Regions from separate parts of the Mus musculus genome. Here all the other regions are linked to region 1. The links are chromatin contacts, found by Hi-C or POLR2A ChIA-PET in ENCODE. All regions are on one chromosome and are shown on one strand. Each heading gives the region's core, a stretch centred on a gene start or an enhancer-like site at or near the end of the contact. The rest is flanking DNA. Distances are from core to core; before and after follow the strand shown. Region 1 holds the start of Sco2 (SCO2 cytochrome c oxidase assembly protein). Region 2 holds the start of Plxnb2 (plexin B2). Region 3 holds the start of Ppp6r2 (protein phosphatase 6, regulatory subunit 2).

What was found. Hi-C counts contacts between places; a loop is a spot of excess contacts on that map. ChIA-PET counts read pairs that join two places held with the same protein, here RNA polymerase II (POLR2A).
Region 2: POLR2A ChIA-PET joins it to region 1 with 10 read pairs in Patski. The contact joins the promoter of Plxnb2 here to the promoter of Sco2 in region 1. POLR2A ChIA-PET finds 5 or more read pairs at or near these places in 2 of 5 experiments (Patski and embryonic stem cell).
Region 3: a map of v-Abl transformed pro-B cells shows a loop between it and region 1 (3-fold over the local background). The contact joins the promoter of Ppp6r2 here to the promoter of Sco2 in region 1. A Hi-C loop is called at or near these places in 1 of 37 maps with a recorded cell type or tissue (v-Abl transformed pro-B cells). POLR2A ChIA-PET finds 5 or more read pairs at or near these places in 2 of 5 experiments (Patski and embryonic stem cell).

Annotation. Positions count from the first base shown.
Region 1 is chr15:89,371,879-89,376,274 of GRCm38, reverse strand. It overlaps Sco2 (SCO2 cytochrome c oxidase assembly protein), which reads left to right and starts at 2,384. Exons shown (of 3, transcript NM_001111288.2): 1 at 2,384-2,592; 2 at 2,673-2,852; 3 at 3,810-4,396. The coding sequence starts at 3,826. Ncaph2 (non-SMC condensin II complex, subunit H2) reads right to left here. Exons shown (of 20, transcript NM_001115132.2): 20 at 3,425-4,396. It overlaps Tymp (thymidine phosphorylase), which reads left to right. Exons shown (of 11, transcript NM_138302.2): 3 at 1-36; 4 at 675-773; 5 at 1,150-1,279; 6 at 1,400-1,518; 7 at 1,862-2,024; 8 at 2,113-2,343; 9 at 2,452-2,592; 10 at 2,673-2,852; 11 at 3,810-4,396. The coding sequence ends at 2,830.
Region 2 is chr15:89,178,547-89,182,942 of GRCm38, reverse strand. It overlaps Plxnb2 (plexin B2), which reads left to right and starts at 2,155. Exons shown (of 38, transcript NM_138749.3): 1 at 2,155-2,278. It overlaps Dennd6b (DENN/MADD domain containing 6B), which reads left to right. Exons shown (of 20, transcript NM_027081.3): 20 at 1-730.
Region 3 is chr15:89,209,382-89,213,777 of GRCm38, reverse strand. Ppp6r2 (protein phosphatase 6, regulatory subunit 2) reads right to left here and starts at 2,219. Exons shown (of 25, transcript NM_026813.2): 1 at 1,999-2,219.

The DNA.
Region 1 (4,396 bases), core at 1,135-3,634:
GTTCTGGCACCTGCCCTGGCTGCATGCGGCTGTAAGGTTAGTGACCACGTCCTCTACAGACCTCTGACCCGCTCACAGGAACCTCCAACCCTCCAGCCTGGCTCAAAGCTCTCAAAGACAAAATCCAGGGCAGTCCCATCGCTCAATACACAAATTCCACCATGGAGTAGAGTTGCCTCTGTACCCAAGAGGACCCTTTAAGAGCTAGCAGGCCCCACAAAGAAAGAGCGGGGCCTTCCTCTTCCTGTCCTTCAGACTTGGGCCCCAGATGAGTGTGTGCCAACTCCTGACCTACTGACAAACTGCTCCCACCAAGTACAGTTTATCTTCCTTTCCACCAATTGGGCACCCTCATTAACTGTTTAAAAGACTCTAAAATAGCCGGGCGTGGTGGCGCACGCCTTTAATCCTAGCACTTGGGAGGCAGAGGCAGGCGGATTTCTGAGTTCTAGGCCAGCCTGGTCTACAAAGTGAGTTCCAGGACAGCCAGACCTACACAGAGAAACCCTGTCTCGAAAAACCAAAAAAAAAAAAAAAAAAAAAAAAAAAGACTCTAAAATATAACTGCTTTTTTAAAAGTAATTTCATATGAGGATAGGATAGGTTCTTAGTAGAGGATAGGTAAAATGAGGTTAAGGGCCTGCGTGGGGGCAGTCAGCATCCCTCTCCACCAGGTGCCAATGATCAGCGGCCGCAGTCTGGGACACACAGGGGGCACACTGGATAAGCTGGAATCGATTCCTGGGTTCGGTGTCACCCAGAGCCCAGAGCAGGTACAGGTGGGCCACTAACTGATCAATGATCTGGGTTGAGGGAGTCACTGGCCCGAATCACAGGATGATCAATGGACAGGTTATTTATCTGGGTCACTAATGAGAGAGAACATTGACTATTCAAAAGGTCATTGGTTGTAAATAGGCCTGGAGTCATCGAGAGAACTTTGATCGGGATCGTTACTTGGGAACAGGGAGAAGCCACTGATTAGCTGGTACGCATTAATGTGTCTGTCATAACTAATCGGGATCCTTGGTAGGTTAGCCATCAGAACCATACTGACTCTCGCTGGCCATGTTTTGAACTTCTGTTGGGTCAGTGGTCAGGGCCAGTGGGTGGGTCCGTCCCTAGAAGTTAATGAAGGTGTCTGAGCAGATGCTGCACATCCTTGAGGAAGTCGGCTGCTGCATTGTCGGCCAGAGTGCAAAGCTGGTTCCTGCTGATGGGATCCTGTATGCTGCACGAGATGTGACAGCCACTGTGGACAGTGTCCCACTCATTACAGGTGACCTGAAACGGGGTACCCTGACTGACAGACAGTCCGCTAGGCACTGCCGCTTTTCTCAGAGAGGCAACTCTTCCTGTGCCCAAGTATACCCTGGGATGATGTTTCTGGTCTTCGCAGCTTCAATCCTCAGTAAGAAGGCCGTGGAGGGACTGTCCACTCTGGTGGTAGATGTTAAGTTTGGGGGAGCTGCAGTCTTCCCAGACCAGGAGAAGGCCCGAGAACTGGCAAAGATGTTGGTGAGCCGTGCTAGGCCACAGTGCCCTTTCTATGAAGGGACATGAGCCTCACATTCCGTCCTATCCCTGCCTCTGCCCACTCAACAGTCCTGGAAGAATAAAACGGCAATTCCTCTTTCCAGCCCTCCTACCCTATCCAATCAAAGCTGTCCTGACTGCGGACCTGGGGAAATCCTCCACAGAACCCCCGCCACTTAGGGCAACCAACCAGAACACCCCCATCCCCTCTGAGGCCTGGCAGTGTTGGTTTCTGATCTCTAACCTAAGCCTTTACTGACACCTTAACCCAGGGACAGCAGGTATGGGATTTGATAATGCCGGATACTGAATAATGCCTCCCCAGGTTAGAGTGGGAGTGAGCCTGGGGCTGAAGGTCGCCGCAGCCCTGACCGCCATGGATAACCCTCTGGGCCGCAGCGTGGGCCATACCCTGGAGGTGGAAGAAGCGTTGCTTTGCCTGGATGGTGCGGGGCCGCCGGATCTGCGGGACCTGGTCATTAGGCTAGGTGAGAGGGCTGGAGTTAAGACCACCAGTTTGTATGCCAGGAGCTCTCAATCCCTGCAGCTTCTGAGCTCCACCCCGCCCGCCAGCAGGAGGCGCCATTCTTTGGATTAGCGGACAGGCGGAAACACAAGACCAAGGCGCCGCCCGAGTGGCCGCGGCGTTGGATGACGGCTCCGCGCGGCGCCGCTTCCAGCTGATGCTTTCGGCGCAGGGCGTGGACCCCGGCCTAGCTAAAGCATTGTGCTCCGGGAGCCCCACGCAACGCCGGCAGCTGCTGCCTCACGCCCGAGAGCAAGAGGAGCTGCTCGCACCGGCAGACGGTGAGACCGGATATCAACGGCACCAGATCCCACCCACTTCCTCTCCCGATCTTTCCTGGTCCTGGCACGTGCCTCCAGTAGGTTCTCAGTGTCCACCCTCTCCCTTAGGCATTGTTGAGTGCGTCCGAGCGCTGCCGCTGGCCCGTGTGCTGCACGACCTCGGAGCCGGACGCAGCCGAGCGGGGCAGCCGATCAGACCGGGAGTGGGTGCCGAGGTACTGGTCGACGTGGGCCAGTGTTTGTCCCGAGGTAAGCGCTGTCTGGAATCCATAAACAACCCTTCCGGTCGCCCGCTGTGACCTAGGTAACCGCCTCTGTCGCTCGCGCAGGGACACCCTGGCTCCGCGTGCACCTAGACGGCCCTGCGCTCAGCAGTCAGCAGCGACGCACTCTCCAGGGGGCGCTCGTGCTATCAGATCGAGCACCCTTCAAGGTCCCTTCACCCTTCGCTGAACTTGTCCTCCCACCGACCATCGCACAGCCCTAAGTCTCGAACCCAGCTCAGCCAGGTGAGTTCAGTTGGGCAAGTCCTCCCCCAAGGGGTGGGACTGGGTGAGGACGCTGTTAACATGTGGCCTCATACTCTGCTGCTACTGCTTCATCTAGCTTATCACATGAGCTAGAGACCTTCTGAGGCCCAGAAAATGGACATATTGGGAATATTTGCCAGTCCCATCTTCTCGGACTGGTCCTAGCTCAGGGCTGATGGTGCCCTGGACGTATCCTCCATCTCATAAGAGATCCAGGTTGTAGCCACACGGGGGCAACATACTGGGGGAGCCCAGTAGGCTGGATGCCAGTGGCTCTAAATGCTAGTTGTAACAACCTTCCCTGGGGAGAGGGGGGGGGGGGAGGATGAAGGGAGATGGCAGGGCTGAGGGACTGCAGAGGGGCAGGGTACGGCATCCAGTTAAGTGCAGAGGAGTCTGCCTGCCCAGGAAGGTGAAGGTCAGACAGTTCAAGGCACAGTGGGCTGAGCTGTGTTACATTACAGAAAACAAGCTGGAGGCACTTGTTTTCTGCTGAGCCCCAGATTACCCTGAAGTGACCCTAAAGCTAGAAAGGATCACCTCTTAAAGGTGGTCAGCCAGAGGATCAACAGCCTCCCTATAAAGAACAATTTATTGTAAATAGACACATGCATCCCAGTGCCCAGGCAAAGCATATTCGCGGTGCTTCCAAGAATCCACAGGGAGGCTTGGCAGTTGTGGCGTGGGTTCTCCAGAGGTTGGGGTCATGAGGCTGAGACTCCCTGGTTAAAGACGTAGGTTAGAGCAAACCAGCTATGGACTTTTGGTGTTGCCTGGACTGCATGCAGCTTACGGCAGAGCAGTTCTGAGTTGAGACGAGCCGGTGCAGGCAGCTAGATAACCTGCTTGAATGTGGGGCAGATGCTTGTCCAGCAGCGGAGGCCTAGACATCTTGTCCATTCTTTTCTGACTTTTGCCACCTTTGTTCTTTTCCAGGAGCTTCAGGTCCACGATGCTACTGGCTCTAGGGCCCAAAGCTTGGCCCAAGCTCTCTCAGTTCAAACCCCTCCTCAGGATCTCAGGAGGTGAAACTCTGCATAGAAATTCCCGACACTGGGCAGGGCAGGGCCAGCGCCAAGGCCCTGGGCTAAGAACTAGACTGCTGATCACAGCCCTGTTTGGGGCTGGGCTAGGCTGGGCCTGGCTGGCCGCGAGGGCTGAGAAGGAACAGTGGCGCCAACAGCAGCGTACAGAGGCCCTGCGCCAGGCTGCTGTGGGCCAGGGTGACTTCAGCCTACTAGACCACAAAGGCCAGCCTCGATGCAAAGCCGACTTCCGAGGCCAGTGGGTGCTGATGTACTTCGGTTTTACTCACTGCCCTGATATTTGCCCCGATGAGCTGGAAAAGCTAGTGCAGGTGGTGCGGAAGCTAGAGGCGGAGCCTGACCTGCCCCTGGTGCAGCCTGTCTTCATCACTGTGGACCCAGAACGAGATGACGTGGCAGCCATGGCCCGCTATGTGCAAGAATTCCACCCAAGACTGTTAGGTCTGACCGGTTCTACAGAACAGGTGGCCCATGCTA
Region 2 (4,396 bases), core at 906-3,405, 190 kb after region 1:
TTTTCACTTGACTTTCACACAGTAGGCTTCAGGGTGCCCCACCCCACACCACCCCAAGGACCTCAGCCACCATCAGCCTAGGACTCTTCATGGGAATCAGCAGACAGATTTAGAGGAGGGGCTGGTGGGGAGGTAGAAGGCTATAGACACAACAGTGCTGCTTAGGGCACAAACCCAAGGCTGACACACAGGAATGAGCAAAGTTCCAGTTTCTTCGAGGGGCTTGTCCTGGTTACTGGTAGAGTATACCGCCTGCCTGCTGGCTTCCTACCAGCTACATCCTCTCCGACTCTCTCTCTCCCAGGATGGGATCAGCTGAGTTAGTGGAGCTTCTGTCCAAAGTAGGCTCAAGCCCATCTCTTTCCATCCATGCCAAGGGCAGAGCCTGGAGGGATGTCGAGACAGATGGCTCCAAAGAGGTGCTCCCCTCCCCCCAGCCCAGAGGTCCCTTACAGTTTAGATGCCTGGAGAGTGAGAAGCTAATCCTGGAGATTGTGATTCCCAGAGCTCCCTTGTGTGGCCAGTTGGGAGAGCGCAGTGAGCCAGCATTCAGGGGATCTAAGAGGGTTGGGTGGAGGTCATGAGGCAGCCAGCCCCAGGGACAGACCGGAAGGACAGGAGGACTCTTTTACCCTCCAGCTTCCTGCCTTTTCTATTTTGAGCCCTACTCAGTTCAGAATACTGGCCTTCCCACAACTTTGTTATTAAAATATCTTTTTTTGTTATACAATACTTGTCTTTTAATATTTTTGATACAAAGTTTGCAGCTGTGTTACTGGATATTTTAGAGTTGTGTGTGTGTGTTGGGGGCCGTAGTGTTGAAATCACTGAATATTTTGGAGTCTCTTGTATGTGGGGGGAGGGGGCGGGGTTGCTGGTGGAGGGGAGAAGGTGATTCAACCAAGCCTGGCTGCTTGAGATGGGGCAAGTTCAACTTCCTTAAAGAAACAGTGAAGTCCTCAGATTTGTGAAGTTTTCAGGTTGGGGAAGACATAAGAATTGGGGCAGATCTCCAAAGCTGGGGAGATGTTGTTCCAAGCTGGCTCAGTCAGTCACGGGCACCCCAAAAGGCTCTCCACAGAGATGCCAGAGGAAATAGGAGGAAGTAGGCAGACGGTATTCAAGGAGGGCAAATCTGGAGGCTGGCGAGATGGCTCAGGGGGTAAGAGACTGCTCTTCCACAGGTCCCGAGTTCAAATTCCAGCAACCACATGGTGGCTCACAACCACCCGTAGTGAGATCTGACGCCCTCTTGTGGTGTGTCAGAAGACCGATACAGTGTACTTATGTATAATAATAAATCTTTGGGCCTGAGCGAGCAGAGATCCTAAGAATTCAATTCATAACAACCACATGAAGGCTCACAGCTAGAGTGTACTCACATACATAAAATGAATAAATAAATACATCTTTAGTTTTTTTTGTTTTAAAAAGGAGAGCAAATCTGGGGTGGAAGAGACAGCTATTCCAGGGTAGACATGAATGAGCTGGGGTTTGGGGACTAGTTCCAAACCTTGTCCTGAGATCGCCACCACAACTTCAAGGCCTGAAGTAGGAACCCTACGGTACTGTCCTACCCTATAGACATTTTGGGGGTCGGTAAGGCCAAGGGGCCGGGAAGGAGAGTAGAACATTCCATAAGGAGAACAGAGCGGCTAGGATTTGGAAGAAAGAATCAAGGTTCAGCAGCCCTCACCCTCGGGAACGGGATGAGCGCGTGGTCCCGCCTGTTGCCAATGGTGGTGCGGTTCCTTGCGCCCCGCCCATCTCCAAGAAGACACTTGAGGCCTCGATCTGGCCCAGGCGAAGCCACCCACTGGTGCCGGGCCGCGTGCGCCATTCAGTTCGGCCTGGGGCACTCCCGGGGTTGTGCCCAGCCTGAGCGAACTCCTCTGATGACGGGGCAGTGGGAGGTGCGGGGGAACTGGTGCCAGGAGACGAGACTGCAGCAGGCAGGGAGCGCGGATTGCTACTGGGCGCGAATCTCCAAGCAAAGCGGTGTGCATAAGTGGCTCTGAGCCGAGGGAAACGCGGGGTACGCTAGGGACGCCAGCCGCCCCTCCTTCCCACCCTCTACCCCTTAGTCTCGTCCCTCCCTCTCGCCCGCCCCTGTCCTCCCCGCCCTCCTTCTCCCCTGGCGGGGGCGGGGCCGGCGGCTCCCGCGCGCTCCGGCCCCTCCTCGGCCACACAAAGGCCCGTCTCCATGGCAGCCGCGCGGGCCGGAGCGCAACGCAGAGCGCGGCCCCGGCGCCATCGAACGACGGCTGCGGAGGAGCAGGTACGGCACTCGGGGACGGGAACTGTGGGGGCGTCGCGCAGGCCCAGGCTTCGCCGTCTCCGCCACTCGGCCTCGGCCTGCGCCCCCGGACGCGGGGGTCTTAGGGCAGTGCCGCTGCGCGGAGGGCGACGCGGGCCTGCGTCTTTGCCCCGCGTCTGTCTGTCTTTCCAATCGGCTGGGCCTGGCTGTTCCTGCCTCCCCGATTGGCGACGAGGCCCTCAGCGCTGGGATGCTGGGAGACTGTCCTGGCAGGCAGGGTTCCCACGACCCGGTGGAGCTGCACCCGACCCGGTGTAGTTTCAAACCCTCCTTCACGGCCGGCGTCCCTACCGAATCGATGGACCAGAGCAAGTCATCTCTGTCGTGCTGGACCTCCAGGCCCCAGTTCTCAAGCTAAGCTTGCTCAGACGCTGGGCTCTGCTGGGGCTTTTTACAGGGGTGCTCAACCAAAGCAGTGCCCACACCTTCTGGGACAGGGAACAAGAGCCAGAGAGAACTAACACTCAGTAGTAGTACCTGGTGAGGCCCCACGCCTCCCGGCAAGATCTCCGCAAGTTTCTAGTGTAGTTCGTTGTTGTGGTGTTTGGAGAGACACTTAGGATTCAGAGGGCTTAGAACTTGTGGGTGCTTTTACACAGTCCAGTCCTTCACTTCCATATACCTTCTTAAGGGAGATTCATTGCTTCCTCTGTTTCCTGCTGTGTGGCAGGTTTGTGTGTGGGTGGGTCCTTTCTATCTGGGGTCTTCTGAGCCTAAGAATCCTAGAGTTTCTGGCCACGTCACTTAATTCCTTTTTCTAGTTCCTTGGAGAAGGCAGGAAGGGAGATCGGATTATGGCCACCATGGTGGTGGTGGTCAGAACTGTAGCTGAAGCCAGGTCCCAAAGCCAGTGTCACGTTCTGATGAACGGAGGCCCTCGGGGGCCCTCATTTGCCTTGGGGAGTGCCCCCCTCTAACGTCTCTCTTCAATTTGTATTGATGATTTTAAAGCTGAATTTCTCAGACTGCTCACAAACACCTAGAGGGTGGGAGCTGTCAGCCTGATCCCACACCCGGATGCTGTCTTGGAACATAGGGAATGTCATCAGAAAGTTGGACTGTCGCTAGCATGAGTCCTTGCTCTTTGGTCAGGAGGTGAAGTTCCTAGGAAGGTAGAGCCAACGCGTGAGTTGTTTTGTGGAATGTGCCAAACCTTATTGTGTTGTATGGAAATTGCTCGAGAAGACTAATCACCAGGTAGACTACAGAGCCTCGGCCACCTAGTCGCTCACACCCTCCCATGGAAGTGGGGAGGCCTGAGGACTGGCCAGAGGTTTCTAGCCCCAGGATCTGAGGGAAGTTACTTAGAAAAACAAGAGTTTGGAATGTGAGTTCCCCCCTCCCCCACGGGCTGCCTGCCAAGGAGGAATTATTTTGGATTATCCAGCCGAGTCCAGCGAGTCCAGCTACCCAAAGAGCAGGCTGAAGCAGAAGGGGAGGCTGAAGCAGCCATGGGAGAGGGACCCACTTCCGGGCTGAGTTGAGAACCCCAGGAGGGCGGGGTTGAGAACTCCAGGAGGGCGGGGCTGGCAAGTCCAGGCAGCTCCACCACCTCGCTCCCATGGCTGCTCAGACCAGTCAGGGGCGGTGTAGGAGGGCATGTGTCACCTTGGGTTGGAGAAGGACCTCAAGGTCGGCTCCTTTGTTGGCCCTGCCCAACCTGGAATATGCCCAGGCTCCTCTGACAAAGCTCGTGGGGGAGGAAGTATTTTAGATCTCTCTGGACGACTCGGTTCACTTCCCAAAGTCATTCCTACTATGTTTAAGGATACCTTGGATGGGTCACACTCCTGGCAGAGACCCCTTAGGAAGCACATCCCTGAGGGCTTACTGGGGCTGAACCGCAGGCTACCTTCTTGCCTTCTCACTGACCAGAGTCTCGCTGAGGGGCTGCCCCCCTCCCTCCTCATTGGGATGCGATACTGGTCAGGACATCCTACAGGTGGACAAATAAGGTGTTCTACCAGAAGCCGTTGGGGTGTTCCTGGGTTGGCTCCAGGGGCTTATGGCTTATCCAGGAGCTTGCGTGGAGAGCACACTGGGAGGGAGAGCCCACAGCTGATGCCCAAGAGCAAGAAG
Region 3 (4,396 bases), core at 970-3,469, 160 kb after region 1:
ACCCCCCTCACCCCCCACCCCCCTCAAGCTGTAAGGCTGACTAGAAGACAAACATTCTCAGCCAACCTAGACACACCAATATTATCTAGTTCCTGCAAGAGATCTGGGCCCTTTCCATCTCCTCCCGATGTCCGTGTTGAAAGGCTCTGGCCTGCTCTCCCACCCTCCTCCTTAAAGCTAATTTCTTACTGGGCAATGGTAGCATACTTTAATCCCATCAGTTGGGAGGCAGAGGCCAGGTGGATCTCTGTGAGTCTGAGGCCAGCCTGGTCTAGGTCTACAGAGCTAGTTCTAGGACAGCCAGGACTACGCAAAGAAACCCTGTCTAGAAAAAAAACAAACAAAAGATAGCCTCTTTTTTTTTTTTTTTTTTTTTTTTTGTTTGTTTGTTTGTTTGTTTTTCGAGACAGGGTTTCTCTGTATAGCTCTGGCTGTCCTGGAACTCACTTTGTAGACCAGGCTGGCCTCGAACTCAGAAATCCGCCTGCCTCTGCCTCCCAAGTGCTGGGATTAAAGGCGTGCGCCACCACTGCCCGGCGATAGCCTCTTTTTTGCCTCCAAGAGCTTATTTAGCTCACATGAGAACCAGAGAGGTCAAAGGGCTGACCCAGAACATAAGAACATCAAGAGATGAACACATCAGACTTGGTTGGGAAAACTTTTAATCCCAGGCAAAGGTAGGCAAATCTCTGAGTTTCAGTCCAGCTTGCTCTACATAGATAGCCAAGACTCCATAGCAAGACCCTGTCTCAGAAAAACAGAAAGGGAGAGAGGCGTGAAGAGATAAGAATGAGGACTGAAGCTGGGTGACAGTAGCCCTCGCCTTTGATACCAGCACTAGGGAGGCAGAGGCAGGCGGATCTCTATGGAGTTTAAGGCCAGAGTTCCAGGACATCTATGGCTACACAGTAAAACAGTCCCGGAAAGGGGGGGGGGGGGATAGGGAATGGAATGAGATGGTAAGAAGCCAGCAAGCAGCATTGTCAGGTAGGACACAGATGAAGGTGTCAGTGAAAACCTGAAAACCTGTCTGGAATAAGGCCTAGGGACATGGTTGAGGATGGTGACAAATTGCGGGGAGGGGCTACAGCAGAAAGCGAGAATTGGGGAAAGTGACTGGACTGAGAGCTGATAGCGAACAGCAAGAGCTCCGTAATAGATTGGAAACAGCCTTCACTAAGTGAGTAGTCAGCTGTGAGGATACAAAGTAGCAGGTGAAGAAGTTCCAGAAAGAAGAGGCGCATGGGAGAAGCAAAAGATGATGGGGGGGGGGGGGGAGTGGGAGAAAGACAGTGGGTGATGATGACAACTGGGGAACGACCCGGAAGAGGAATGGGATGGAAATAAAGGACAATAACAAAGCGAGCGCTTGGCAGTGGGCACTGGTAGGAGGAGATGAGCGAGCGGGGAGGGAACGCTTGATAGGTGGAAAGGTCACCACCAGCGGGGCCCCTGATGAGGAGGGTGGAAAAAAAAAAAAAACCCAAAGATGAGATAGGGAACACTGACAACTCCCCAGGCCCTGTATCCAAGGTCCGCCCCACCTCTACAGCCACCGACAGAGGTGAGGGACCTTGATAGGAGCAGAGGTGGACAACTGGGAGGGAGAGAACCAGGCGGCCACTAAGAGGCTGAGACTAATTCTGAGAGTGGGGAAAAACTGACCACTGACAGGCCAGGAGCTGGGATAGTAGCTAAAAGGGATGTTGACTGTCAAGAAGGGTGAGCGCTGAGGGAAGGGAAGGGATGGATGGATGGATGGATGGATGGATGAATGAATGACGGCAGTGGAGAGTGCTGGCTGACCGGGAAGCAGACTGATGGAGGCGCTGACCCCCTGACGAAGCGCAGGGTGACAAAGGCGCTGCTCTACTGACAGGGCGCTGACCGCACAAGCTGAGTGACAGCAGGACGCTGACGGCCCGAAGGCGGTGGGGGGTGGGGGTGTCCCTCCTGTCCCCGGGCCGCAGGAAGCGGTGGGCGCGCGGCCGCACTCACCTGCCCAGCAGGCTGGGGGTCGCAGCGACTCCTCCTCCGAGGGAGGCCCAAGCGAGGCCAGGACGCTCGCAGAGGTGAAGTGCGGACGGCCTGGAGCGGGCCGCACGCACATGGGCCCGACCCCGCGGCGCGGCGCCTTCGGACTCGGGCGCAGCCGGCGGGAGGCTCGGGACCCGCTCGGGACCGGCTCGGGGCCGCGGGCGAGATCGCTCCAAAATGGCGGCGGCGGCGGCGGGGGCGCGCGCGAGCGAGCGAGCGGGCCGGCGGGCGAGCGCGCGGACGGGGGAGGGGCGGGGGCGCGCCCCGGGGGCGGGGCCACCGGAGGAGGCACAGAGTGGCGGCCGCGGTCCAGGGTCTGTCTGGTGGAGTCGCGCTGGGGGAACGTCCTGAGGCGTCCCCGTGATCGAGCTGGCTGTGCTAAATAAATCCTCTGGGCACCTTCAAGTCCCCAGAGCGGTGCGCGCGCTCGTCTCCGCTACGTCCTGTTTCTGAACTGGACTGTCCGCTGATCTACTTGGTTTGTTTGTTTTTTTGGTTTTTTTTTTCCTTATTTATTTATTTATTTAATGTAAGTACACTGTAGCTGTCTTCAGATGCACCAGAAGAGGGCATCAGATTTCACTGCGGATGGCTGTGAGCCATCATGTGGTGGCTGGGATTTGAACTCAGGACCTTTGGAAGAGCAGTCAGTGCTCTTAACCGCTGAGCTAGCCCTTTTTACCTTTTTTTTTTTTTTTTTTTTTTTTTTTGGTTTTTCGAGATAGGGTTTCTCAGTGTAACAGAGCCCTGGCTGTCCCGGACTTGCTTTGTACACCAGGCTGGCCTCGAACTCACAAGAGATTCTCCTGTCTCTCTGCCTCTGCCTCTGTGTTGAGATCAAAGCCGTTTTGTTTTGTTTTGTTTTGTTGTTTAGTTTCGTTTTGTTTTGTTTTTTTTTTTTCTTTTCTTGGATACCGATCCTTGTTGTCCAGGGCTTGTGTACGTCACATACGTGGCCATCTAACATGGGTTGAAATGAGTTCAAATTAAATTAATCTCTAAAATGAGACTGATTTCCGGTGGCAGTGTGAGCCATGGGAAAATATCAAAAAAAAAAAAAAAGAAACATGTAAGGAATGTGTCAACACATGCTAGCTATGAACTCACTCACTCTCAGTGGCAAGTTCACTACCGCTGTGCGAAAGTATAAGCCGGCGTGGGTGGTTGCACTTGGGAGACCAAAGCAGGAGGAGTTTCAGGCAAGCAAAACATACTGGCGCACATCTTTAATACCAGAGGCAGGGGGGATCTCTGCCAGTTCGAGACTCGCCTACTCTACTCTACTCAGCGAGTTCCGGGTCAGCTAGGACTACAGAGTGTAAAAATGTCTAAGGGGGAGACATTTCTGGGCCCTTCCAAGATTTTTTTTTTCTTTGAAGTGGTGCTGCTGTGTTTCCCCCTTTTCTCAGCAGAGGGCGCCAAAGAGACACTGTTGGAGGAAAGGAAATCGATTTTTTTTGTTTTGTTTTCTTCCCCGGTTTGGAAAGCAAAATTGGAGGCGCCTGGGTTCGCGGTGTGGTCTCTTGCAGCACAGCTTTTCCCAGGCCATCCTGACTGAAGTGATACCCTGAATACAGAAGCCGAATGTGCTGCAGAACTGGGGCTTGTGCGGAGATACCAAACACAGGGGATGACCCACTAGTCCCATTACCGCAACAGCGAGCAGGTGCAAGCCTGGCCCTGACCTTTACACTATTTTTAAGTCCAGGCCAGAGTTCACGTATCAGAAGCAGCTCTGAGCACCCTCTTCCCAGACACACACACACACACACACACACACACACACACACACACACCACCATTTTTTGTGGGTACTGGTCTGACATATAAACTGAGGAAACAGAACCGATGAACTGAATCTCCATCCTTTAGCTCCCCCCCACACACACACACACTTTTTTTTCTTTCTTTCTTTTTTTTAAAAGATTTATTTATTATTATATGTAGCTGGCTTCAGATGCACCAGAAGAGGGTGTCAGATCTCCTTACAGGAGGTTGTGAGCCACCATGTGGTTGCTGGGATTTGAACTCAGGACCTTTGCAAGAGCAGTCAGTGCTCTTACCCGCTGACCCATCTCGCCAGCCTTTCTTTCTTTCTTTCTTTTTTCTTAATTTTGAGCTGGGCATTTAGTCCCAACATTTGGGAGATTGAGGCAGGAGAATCGGTAGTTTAAGATTAGCTTTGGCCACTTACTGAGTTCAAGGGCAGCCTGGGCTATTGAGACCTGTTTTTTTTTGGGGGGGTTTTTTTTTTTTTTGGTTTTTTGTTTTTTTTGGTTTTTTGTTTTTTGTTTTTTGTTTTTTGTTTTTTTTTTTTTTTGGTTTTTCAAGACAGGGATTCTCTTTATAGCTCTGGCTG